Regions from separate parts of the Homo sapiens genome. Here all the other regions are linked to region 1. A link is an interaction called in ENCODE POLR2A ChIA-PET data of the cell type or tissue named here. Cell type or tissue: GM12878. All regions are shown on one strand.

Region 1 (2,500 bases):
AACGCGTAGCTTGGGCAGCGAGCTGCAGCCTTTCAAGGCTCCGGCGGCGACATTTCAGCTCTTTCGGAGAACCCTGGCTTGGACCCGTAGAGGGCTCCGGGCCAGGCCAGTTGGAGGGCAGTAAGTTGTAGGGAGAGGCCAGTCAGAGTCTCAGACAGCGCCCCACACCCCTACTCCGATGGCGCCTTTTTCAGCCATGGGGCTGATCCAGACTGGCGCTTGGAGGGATAGTGGGGCCCTGACCCGTGTCTGTATGTGTGGAGGAAGAGGTTGAGAGCTAAGCGAGGACACCGGGGCTAGGGCTCCAAAGGCGTCCTGGAGTTGAGGAGGGGGCTTTGAAAAATCAAGGAAGTAGCGGTTTCTGAGTTCAGCTTCTGCTTAGGAGCCGGCCAGTTCATACAGAGACCCTTAAAGACCCCATTGGGTCCTTCTCTGCAGGACGCCTTTTCTCATGGCTTCTCCCCTTTAAAAAAAGAGGATAAGAAACGAAAAAGAAAGAAAGAAAGAGGAAGCCAATTAGTTACCACGCAGGCACCCCCGCCTCTGAAAGACGCAGCGTGTGTAGGAGACGGGAAGGGTCATTTAGGGCGAGGGCAAGGCCGGCCTGGCTGCCTGGCCCGCAGGGATCCTGCCAATTCACCCATTACCACAGCCTCCTGTGAGATGAGCGCTCCTCTCACGGTGAGTTAACGCCGGATTAGATTCGGAGATTTCAAGGAAATTCCAAGTGGAACGAATCGCGTTTCCTTTCTGTTTGCTGCAGAGCCAGGCTGGAGGAAGGTGACAGGCTTCGGCAGCCTCGGCTCGGGTGCCGCTCGGGGTCTCTGCGGGCTTCAGGTCAGGGAGTTGCTCCCGGGCTAGGAGCCGTCCCCATGCCTGGTCCTCCCACCCCGCTCCCCCCCATCCCAACAGCCTGGGATCCAGCTTTCCTAGCCGCAGGTCCCCTATTTAACAAAGGCAGCAGAGACCCGGCTGGAGTGAAGGTGAGCTTCCCGGGGCGAGCATGTCCGTGTCTGCCACGCAGTGCTGAGTGGCCTGGCAAGCAGGGGAAAGCTTGTGTAGGCAGCCAGGGCTGGCTGCGGGCAGGTCAGTTTCTCTTTGTGTCAATTTTCTGAGTCTGAAGTAATCCACCAAAGCGGTGGGGAGCTCTGTGCAGAGGAGCCCCCTGTTCTGGTCCCAGCCCAAACGATTCCTCAAGGTTTGGGGCCTGCGCCCAACCGGTTTCCAGTCTGTGGTGACCCCAGTGCCCTCCACAGCCTTTTCTGCCTCGGACTCCAGCCTGGCTCTGGGGAGGACCTGATCTTGCAATGTAAGCCCAAAACAAACCAGTTAGGGCAATGCTCTGAGAGGTGAGCAAGCCCTTGGCTCAGCCAAGGAGCAACTGTGGGGACAGATGGGGAGCACCAGCCCCTGCACTTCTCTCCTCACTGGTGGAAATCCACAGGCCCTCACTGTGTCCTTCCGCCCAGCGCTCGGTGGCCCAGAGGTTGTGCCCTAGCCCTTGGGGAGATAGCATCAGACCTGGTGGTCTCTCGGCTGAGCATCAGTGTGGAGAAGGCGGCTTCTTTCAGGTGCAGGTTAGCCAACCGCTAATGTCTGTGCCTCCTTGTCCGGCCTTCAATCGCCCCCTCCGTGGGAAGTGCTCCCTCCCATTTTCAATCTCCCTGGCAGCACAGTGGGGGCTGGGCCCCAGCCAGTCTAGCTTCCAGAGCAGGTGCAAGACCTTGGCTTCTCTGGAAGCACTCTCGGTTCTGAGGCCCAAAGCTGTTTTCTTGCACAATGTAGGCCTGCTCTGGGGCCCCAACTTGCTAGCAATGGGGAGTGGGGGGTACAGTAGATCCTGGAAGGTGGCTGAGGTAGTAGAGGCTCAGATCAAGTCCCACTTCGTCACCTTCCTCCTGGCCCAGTCAGTTTCTTCTTCCTGTTACCGCTCCCTGCCTCCGTCCCCCTACCACTGCTTCCCCCCACCACTGCTTCAGAGCCGGATAGCTTCTTTGGAGAGGAGCAGGGACTTCCAGGAAATGGGCTTCTGAGTTTGGAGGAGTCCCCACCCACTATTCCAGGCTCATCATTTTCATCAGCACGATAACCTCCTGCTCTCTTCCTGAGCGGTTCCCCTAGGTATCTTTACCAGTTATAAAACACTCATAGCCAGGGTCCTACCTGACGGTGGCCTAAACCTTCAGCTTCACCCATTTTGCAGAATATGATATTGAGGTCAGAGAGACAAAAGGACTGACTCAAGAAGTTCACATTGGCACAGCTGGAGCTGGTTCTTGGGTCTCCCTGACCATCTGACAAAGGCATTAAAATGAAGCTTCAGAGGGTTCACAGAAGGGGAGAGGGAGGGACTCAGATTCCAGAGAGAGGGCAGTGGGTATACACATATGCAAAGCTCTCTCTCTGTCTAGTCTAACCATGTATATGTCTACTGCCTGACTCTCCACATGTATCAATACCATTAGGGAGACTTCTTCCCTGCCCTTTCCCTGTGCCCCTG
Region 2 (2,500 bases), 260 kb before region 1:
CTGAGTAGCTGGGACTACAGGCACCCACCACCACGCCTGGCTAATTTTTGTGTATTTTTAGTAGAGACGGGGTTTCACTGTGTTAGCCAGGATGGTCTTGATCTCCTTGACCTAGTGATCCGCCTGTCTCGGCCTCCCAAAGTGCTGGGATTACAGGCGTGAGCCACCATGCCCGGCCTTGTTTAAACTTTTAAAAAATCATGGTGAAATATAGAAAACATAATATTTACCATCTTTACCATTCTTAAGTGTACAGTTCAGTGGTATTAAGTACATTCAAATTGTTTTGCAGCCATCACCAGAATTATTTTCATCTGGCAAAACTGAAACTATTAAACAAGTTAATATTTTATTTTTGATAGAAAACATGGAGGGTACATTCTTACTCTACTGACATGGCCTCAAAATCCTGAGACTGGAGCTGATTCTGAAGAAAATGAAAAGCTTATTGCTCAGCTCTCAAAAGGTTTAAGATAGAAGAGAATTAAAAATTGTAAGGAAGTCTGAACTCTGGGACCTTAGGAACCATACGTGGGAGCAGGAATAAAGTGCATGTCTTTATTAAGAAGAAGAATTTAAATGCAGAATATTAACGAGTATTTAGCTGTATTTGCATATTGTAAAAACCAAAGGAGGTCATAATTCAGCTGTTTTATGATAGAGTTCTCAAAAATCCTTAGCCTAGGAAATAAAACCTGCCAGGTAAGTAGGTTGGTTACAGGTGGGGAAGCCATTATTAATGTGTATATGCTGAAGTTAATGTTTACAGACAAGCTTAAGCATTTCCTTCCCTTAGCAACTGCTAGTCCTGAAAAGCATTCCTGTAATACAAAACGCCATACCAAACAGTGTAAGTGCATCTCTCAAAATGAGATTCAAAATGAGATTGATATAGTACAATCACATGTGATAAAATATGTATTTATAGAGACTTGAGGAATATTTTCTTAGTTTATTTTCTGAGAATCTGTTTTGTGTACCAGCTTGACACTATATACGAAGTGGAGACTCATATATGCTATATTTAAAGAAGTTGCACATAAAGAGTTTATAATTCATCTTTTCCTAAATATGGGAGAAAAACTCAAGAGGAAAACACACACAAAACTGAGAGAATTTCACCTCTATGTCACAATCTCTTCTATTTGTGTATTTTTCTCTCTTTTTAATAAAAGAATATTAGAGGGCAGGTGTGGTGGCTCATGCCTGTAATCCCAGCACTGTGGGAGGCCGAGGCAGGAGGATCACTTGAGCCCAGGAGTTTGAGACCAGCCTGGGCAATATAGGGAGACACTGTCTCTACAAATAATTTAAAAATTAGCTGGCCATAGTGATGTACGCCTGTGGTCCCAGCTACTCAGGAGGCTGAAGCAGGAGGGACCTTAGGAACTATACATGGGAGTAGATATTAGCTCTAGTAGATATTAACTCTACTTAGAGTTAGTATCATACAATTTATGAAAAATGTTAAGAAACTTGTAACCATATGACTCTATTTACCTGCCTATCCCAGTCCTTTCTGATATAGTTGCCATATGTATTACATCTACATATAAATCACACATTATTACTTTTTTTTTGCTTTCAACATCATATACATTTGAAACAAATTAAGAGGATAAAAAAAGACCTGAGTCTGGGAGGCCAAGGCTACAGTGAGACATGATTGTGCCTCTACATTCCAACCTGGGTGACAAAGCAAGACTCTGTCTCAAGAAAGAAAGACAAAGAGAAAGAAAGAGAGAGAGAGAGACAGAGAGAAAATCAGAGAATCATCTGTAACAATTAGCTAATCAAGCAGTAACAAAAAAAAGTTTAATGAATTTTTAATTTAGTAGTATATTATTTAATTTCCCAATATTTGGGGACTTTCCAGATTTTTTTTTTTTTGCTATAGATTTCTAATTCTATTGTGATCAGAGAACTTTCCAGATTTTTTGTTATTGATTTCTAATTCTATTATGATCAAAGAACAAAGTCTAAGATTTCAATCTTTTGAAGCTTATTTTATGGTCCACCATATATATGGTCTATCTTGCTGAATGTATACTGGAAAAGAATGCATATTCTATAATTATTGGATTTTGTGTTCTATAAATGCCAATTATGTCAAGGTGGGTGGTATTACATACAGTATTACTCTGATCTTCTATGTCCTTACTGGTAGTTTTAATCTACTACTTCTGTCAATTATTGAGACAGGTATTCAAACTTCCAATTATGGTTGTGGACTTCTCTATGATGAGGAGATCCTTTAATCCCGTCAAATTTTGTTTTTATCTATTTTGAAGGTCTGATTCCAGTACCTTCGTTGTTTACTTGACCCTTTTATCTTTCTGAAACATCCCTTTTTTTTTTTGAGACGGAGTCTCGCACTGTTGCCCAGGCTAGAGTGCAGTAGTGGGATCTTAGCTCACTGCAAGCTCCGCCTCCCGGGTTCGCGCCATTCTCCTGCCTCAGCCTCCTAAGTAGTGCCTGACGCCAGGACCGGCTAATTTTT
Region 3 (2,500 bases), 82 kb after region 1:
AGCAGGTGGGACTACAGGTGTGCACCAAAGTACCTGGCTGATTTTTTATTTTTGTAGGGATGGAGTCTTGCTATGTTGTCCAGGCTGGTCTCAAACTCCTGGCCTCCAGTGATCCTCCTGCCTCAGCCTCCCAAGTCCCTGAGATTACAGGTGTGAGCCACTGAGCCCAGCTCTAGTCACTTATTGGGTCCATTTTATGTTTTCCCTTTTTCTGTCCTTTCTTCCCTCCATACCTCCATATATTTTTTACATCCTTGTGAGCTGCTTATATCTTTTCTGGAAAGTAGTGAGGTATGAAAAAATGAGTGATTAATACAGTTAATTAATATAACAATGGCTTATAGGTGTAGGTTCTTTGGAACCTACGCCTATTCTTCTCAAAGTCTTTCATGTGTCTTTTCTGATTTTATTACAAAAATTCTCTTGCAACATTAATTTACCCAGAATTCTTACACAGTGATCCTTAGGCCTTCTTTTCTGGTATTAAGTAGCTTGCAAATATGTAGCTGTGTGTGTGTGTGTGTGTGTGTGTGTGTGTGTGTGTGTATGTTGAACTAATCCACAAATACTCAGCAATATCTTTAGGAGAGCTGAAGTTAGCAAGTAAGATCAGCTTTATTGTACTGTGAAGATCTGATTTTCGAAAGTAACGTGGGGTGTGTAAAACTCCAGTCTCGTGTCCTAGAGGCCAAGCATAGCCATTTGAAATGAGGAATAGGAAAGAATGGGGAAACAGATTGGAGCCACCACCTATGGGATGCTAGGAGCCAGACAGGTAGGCACTGAGGAGACTTGGGGATGCCAGACTCCCCATCTTTGCCTGGGCTCCCCCTTGGCCTGCACCCACCTCAAGGCAATGTGCCTGGGGAGGCAAACCTGATGGACCCGTAAGTCAAGGTGATTCTGGCCACATCCCAGGGAATGGGAAGAAAAGAACGTGAAGCAATGGAGATGGGGGACGGTGGGACTGAGATGGAGAATAGCTGGATTTGGCAGGGCTAGGGTGGGCCTGCACTGGAGGAGGGTAAGCACAAGGACATAGCAGGCCCTGGGTAGGGAAACTGAGAGCTGGGTGCAGAGAAGGAGAGCGGGAAGACAAGGGTCAGCGGGTGTTACGCTCCATGGTTAAAGGCTGAGGCACTTGCAGCCTTGTAGGGTAGCGTCAGCAGTGCTGAAGGCCGTTGCCCGGCCACCAGGCCCTGCCCTTTCATGGCACTGCTCCTCCTGGGCTCACTCTCTTGCAGGCAAAAGCCAGGCCCCACAACCTCTAGCAACTCCTCTGCTAAAAGCTCTGCTTCCAACATCAGCACTTGTAGCTACATAACCTAGGTTAAAATTTTATTAATGGCGTGATCATGGGAAAGTCACTTCATCTCTCTGTGCCTCAGTTTCTGCATCTGCAAAAAGGAAGAAGAATGAGAACCACACCCCTCTGGTAGAGGCAGAACAAAGCCCAGTATGAAAGCTGTGTCAGCAGCTGAGCACGACTCTTACAACAGAGCAGGGACTTGCACACGTCCCACCCCTGGGTCCTCCTCAAGCCCACCTAGCACATGGAGGGGGACTCTGTGTGTAAAAGGTGCTGTGAAATTACCTGACTGCTTTCACATCTGTGGCCTTGTTTGATCACTGTGAACGCTTCTGTGATATGAAGGCAAGCAGACGCTATGATTCCCATTTTGCCTGTGAAGCAAGTGTAAGCCAGGGAAATGCATTTTCTTTGCTCTTCCTAACTCCAAGTGTTGCTTTTCCTGAGACCTGGGCTCTGATTTGAGGCCTCCTGTCTTACAACAGTGTCCCCTTGATCAAGTCTTTCCCCTTCAGCTTCCATCTGAAAATTGAGGGGATGGGAATGGGGATACCCCAAATCCCTTCAGCTCAGACGCTGCCTAGAGTTATAGGCCTGACCTAGGAGGCCTGGGTCCTTTCCCTGAGCCAAGGAGAGGGTCAGGCTCCTGGACACGCAGGTGGGCACACGAGTTCATGTTTCAGCCATCAGCTGCCTGGGCACACTGCCAGGGTATTAAATGAGATAATGAGATAACACGTGCAAAGTGACTAGCACTTGATCGAGTGCTGCTATTATTATTTTTACTACCACTATTATTCTTCAGGAAGCAGAAGTGAGTTCAAGTACAAGCTCTTTTTCTTACTAGCTATGTGATTGGAAAGGGTCTGTCTTGGGAGATGCCCTATGCACCCCTGCATCATCCAGTGAGCCTGGTGTGAGTCTCATGTCCTGGAGGCCAGGTGTAACCATTTCTCCATCTCAGTCCCACCCCCGCCCCCACCTCCACCGCTTCATATTCTTTGCTTCCCATTCCCTGTGACGTGACCAGAATCACCTTGACTTGTGGGTCCACCAAGTTTGCCTCCCCAGGGGCATTGCCTTGAGGTGGGTACAGGCCAAGGGGGGAGCCCAGGCAAAGAGGGGGAGTCTGAGGTCTCCAGATCCTCCCCAGTGCCTACCTGGCTGGCTCCTAGCATCTCACAGGTGGTG
Region 4 (2,500 bases), 370 kb before region 1:
GCCACAGACCATGGGAATTAAATTTGTGTAGTGCATTTAACAGACAATGAACATTGAGCGAGGTCACAAATACATGTTGGGATTACAAGACAAGACACCGAACAGAGACCAGCCATCATCCTCAGCCTTGTTATGATAGCTGCCTCATGTGCTGCCCGTGCCTGGATTCCCGAGTCTGACATCGCCCTCGTAGGTGCCGGACGGGCAGCCTCTCACGCCGTGACCCCTGCTCCTAGCACACCATTTCTAAAAGGTGGATCACCGCCGAGCAGTTAGAATGATATGGAACTGCTTTGTCTTTTTCTTATGCATTTAAAAATACTTTCAGGCCAGGCGTGGTTGCTCACGCCTATAATCCTAACAGTTTGGGAGGCCAAGGCAGAAGGATCGCTTGGGCCAAGTAGTTCAAGACTGGGCAACATGGTGAAACCCCATCTCTACAAATACAGAAAGAATAAAAAAAAATTAGCCAGGTATAGTAGTGCTTGCCTATAGCCCCAGCTACTTGGAAGGCTGAGGTGGAAGGATTGCTTGAGCCCAGGGAGGTCAAGGCTGCAGTGAGCCATGATTGCACCACTGCACTCCAGCCTGGGTGACACAGTGAGACCCTGTCTCAAAATAAATAGGCCAGGCACGAGGGCTCTCACCTGTAATCCCAGCACTTTGGGAGGCCAAGGTGGGAGAATCATTTGAGGTCAGGAATTCAAGACCAGCCTGGTTAACACAGTGCAATCCCATCTCCACTAAAAATACAAAAAATTAGCCAGGTGTGGTGGCACATGCCTGTAATCCCAGTTACTTGGGAGGCTGAGGCATGAGAATCACTTGAACCTGAGAGGCAGAGGTTGCAGTGAGCTGAGATCTCACCACTGCACTCCATCCTGGGCGACAGAGCAAGACTCTGTCTCAATCAATCAGTCAATCAATCAATAAAAATACTTTCAAGAAGGTGGTCACTGGCATCTTTTTGGCTTTTAGACCAGAGTGACATCATTTGAGAAAGACTGTTCTAGTCCAACCCTGCAGTTTTATAGATGGAGAAACTGAAGCCCAGAGACGGAAAGTGATACTGAAAGTGATTTCAACAGCTGGACTCAGAGTTGGTCTGAGACTCCTGGTCTGACACCTTTGAATTCGGTCAGGTGAGGAACTCGGGAAGGTCTGCAGGTGGCGCTGCTTCTAAAGGGCCTTCGGGACACTTGGGCTCAATTTTCTCACTTAACCTTGGGTTTCTGATTGAGAGTGGGAAACGCTGCTTTTCCTGATCTCAAAGGCGAAGGTTCCACCAAAGTTGTTCACACAAGTGTTATAAGAGAAAAATTTTAAACAAATTAAAATGTGGTACATCTTATTTAATGGTAATCTATGAAATGTACATCTATGAAAAACAGTATTGCTACCAAAAATGGCAGGTATGAAAATTAGGGATTACGGTAGATTAAGAGCAGTGATTGACACTACGATTACTGGCTTCCATGTATGCATGCCCTTGACCCTGAAATTTGTAGTCCCTCCCACTCTGACTCTGGGCCGGTCTTGCGACTTGCTTTGACCAGTAGAATGTGATGGAGGGTGAGACACTGTGTGGCCTGGTCACCCCAGTTGCCCAGGCCATGACCAGTCAGCCAAGACATGTGAACAGTGCCAGCTTAGACCAACCAGGGGACCCAGCAACTGATCACAGATGCATAAACAAGACTAGCTGAGCCAGGCCCAGATCAGTAGAACTGTTCCCCTGACCATAGACTCTTGGGCAATAATAAATCTTGTATTTTTTTAATTTTTAATTAATTAATTAATTTTTTGAGATGGAGACTGCTCTGTTGCCCAGGCTGGAGTGCAGTGGCTCAAACTCAGCTCACTGCAACCTCTGCCTCCCAGGTTCAAGCGATTCTCCTGCCTCAGCCTCCTGAGTAGCTGGGATTACAGGCATGTGCCACCATGCCCGGCTAATTTTTTTGTATTTTTAATAGAGACAGGGTTTCACCATGTTGTCCAGGCTGGACTCGAACTCCTGACCTCAAGTGATCTGCCCGCCTCGGCCTCCCAAAGTGCTGGGATTACAGGCGTGAACCACCGCACCCGGCCAAATCTTGTTATTTTAACCCGTTGAATGTTGAGTGTTAGATCGTTACATAGCAATAGCTGCTGGATATGGAGGTACTATTGAGCCTGGAGAGGGAAGCACGTGGAGACAGCAGGGCAGACGTGTCCATGAGCAGCATGACCTCCACCATGCGCCACGGAGGGGAGATGCGCAGCAGTAGCCCGTGCCCCTCATACCAGGGAAAATTCTGGAGGGAAACACACCGAATAGCTCAGGGATGGTATTAAGGGATGAATGGGGTAATTATGTTTTTCCTTTTTCTCTTCTCCAAATTTCCTGTGATATTCTTTTTTTTGTCTGTTTTTTGGTTTGAGGTTTTTTTTTTGTTTTTTGTTTTTTGTTTTTTTTTTGAGACAGGGTCTCACTCTGTCGCCCAGGTTGGAGTGCAGCAGC

What was found. ChIA-PET counts read pairs that join two places held together with the same protein. Peaks named below come from ENCODE experiments on the same cell type or tissue, not always from the same donor. Only the 100,000 strongest peaks of a DNase experiment are listed, where the experiment ranks them.
Region 2: POLR2A ChIA-PET joins it to region 1 with 7 read pairs; 5 of 35 experiments call an interaction of 5 or more read pairs at or near these places.
Region 3: POLR2A ChIA-PET joins it to region 1 with 5 read pairs; 4 of 35 experiments call an interaction of 5 or more read pairs at or near these places.
Region 4: POLR2A ChIA-PET joins it to region 1 with 5 read pairs; 2 of 35 experiments call an interaction of 5 or more read pairs at or near these places.

Annotation. Positions count from the first base shown.
Region 1 is chr9:37,023,825-37,026,324 of GRCh38, reverse strand. The region is part of intron 1 of PAX5 (paired box 5); the gene reads left to right. Among named protein-coding and RNA genes, the nearest start is that of PAX5, 9.2 kb to the left of the region's middle. RefSeq lists an enhancer at 1,268-1,537. In GM12878, no CTCF peak of the experiment used is centred here; no DNase peak of the experiment used is centred here; H3K4me3 peaks cover 2,500 bases; H3K27ac peaks cover 2,500 bases.
Region 2 is chr9:37,280,000-37,282,499 of GRCh38, reverse strand. The region is part of intron 2 of ZCCHC7 (zinc finger CCHC-type containing 7); the gene reads right to left. Among named protein-coding and RNA genes, the nearest start is that of LINC01627, 110 kb to the left of the region's middle. In GM12878, no CTCF peak of the experiment used is centred here; no DNase peak of the experiment used is centred here; H3K27ac peaks cover 393 bases.
Region 3 is chr9:36,941,576-36,944,075 of GRCh38, reverse strand. The region is part of intron 6 of PAX5 (paired box 5); the gene reads left to right. Among named protein-coding and RNA genes, the nearest start is that of MIR4476, 49 kb to the right of the region's middle. In GM12878, no CTCF peak of the experiment used is centred here; no DNase peak of the experiment used is centred here.
Region 4 is chr9:37,389,565-37,392,064 of GRCh38, reverse strand. LINC01627 (long intergenic non-protein coding RNA 1627) reads left to right here. Exons shown (of 3, transcript XR_002956875.2): 2 at 979-1,142. The region is part of intron 2 of LOC124902153 (a long non-coding RNA gene); the gene reads right to left. Among named protein-coding and RNA genes, the nearest start is that of LINC01627, 4.0 kb to the left of the region's middle. RefSeq lists enhancers at 848-897, 908-1,177. In GM12878, a CTCF peak has its summit at 1,173 (motif pointing right); a DNase peak (open chromatin) is centred at 1,064; H3K27ac peaks cover 1,287 bases.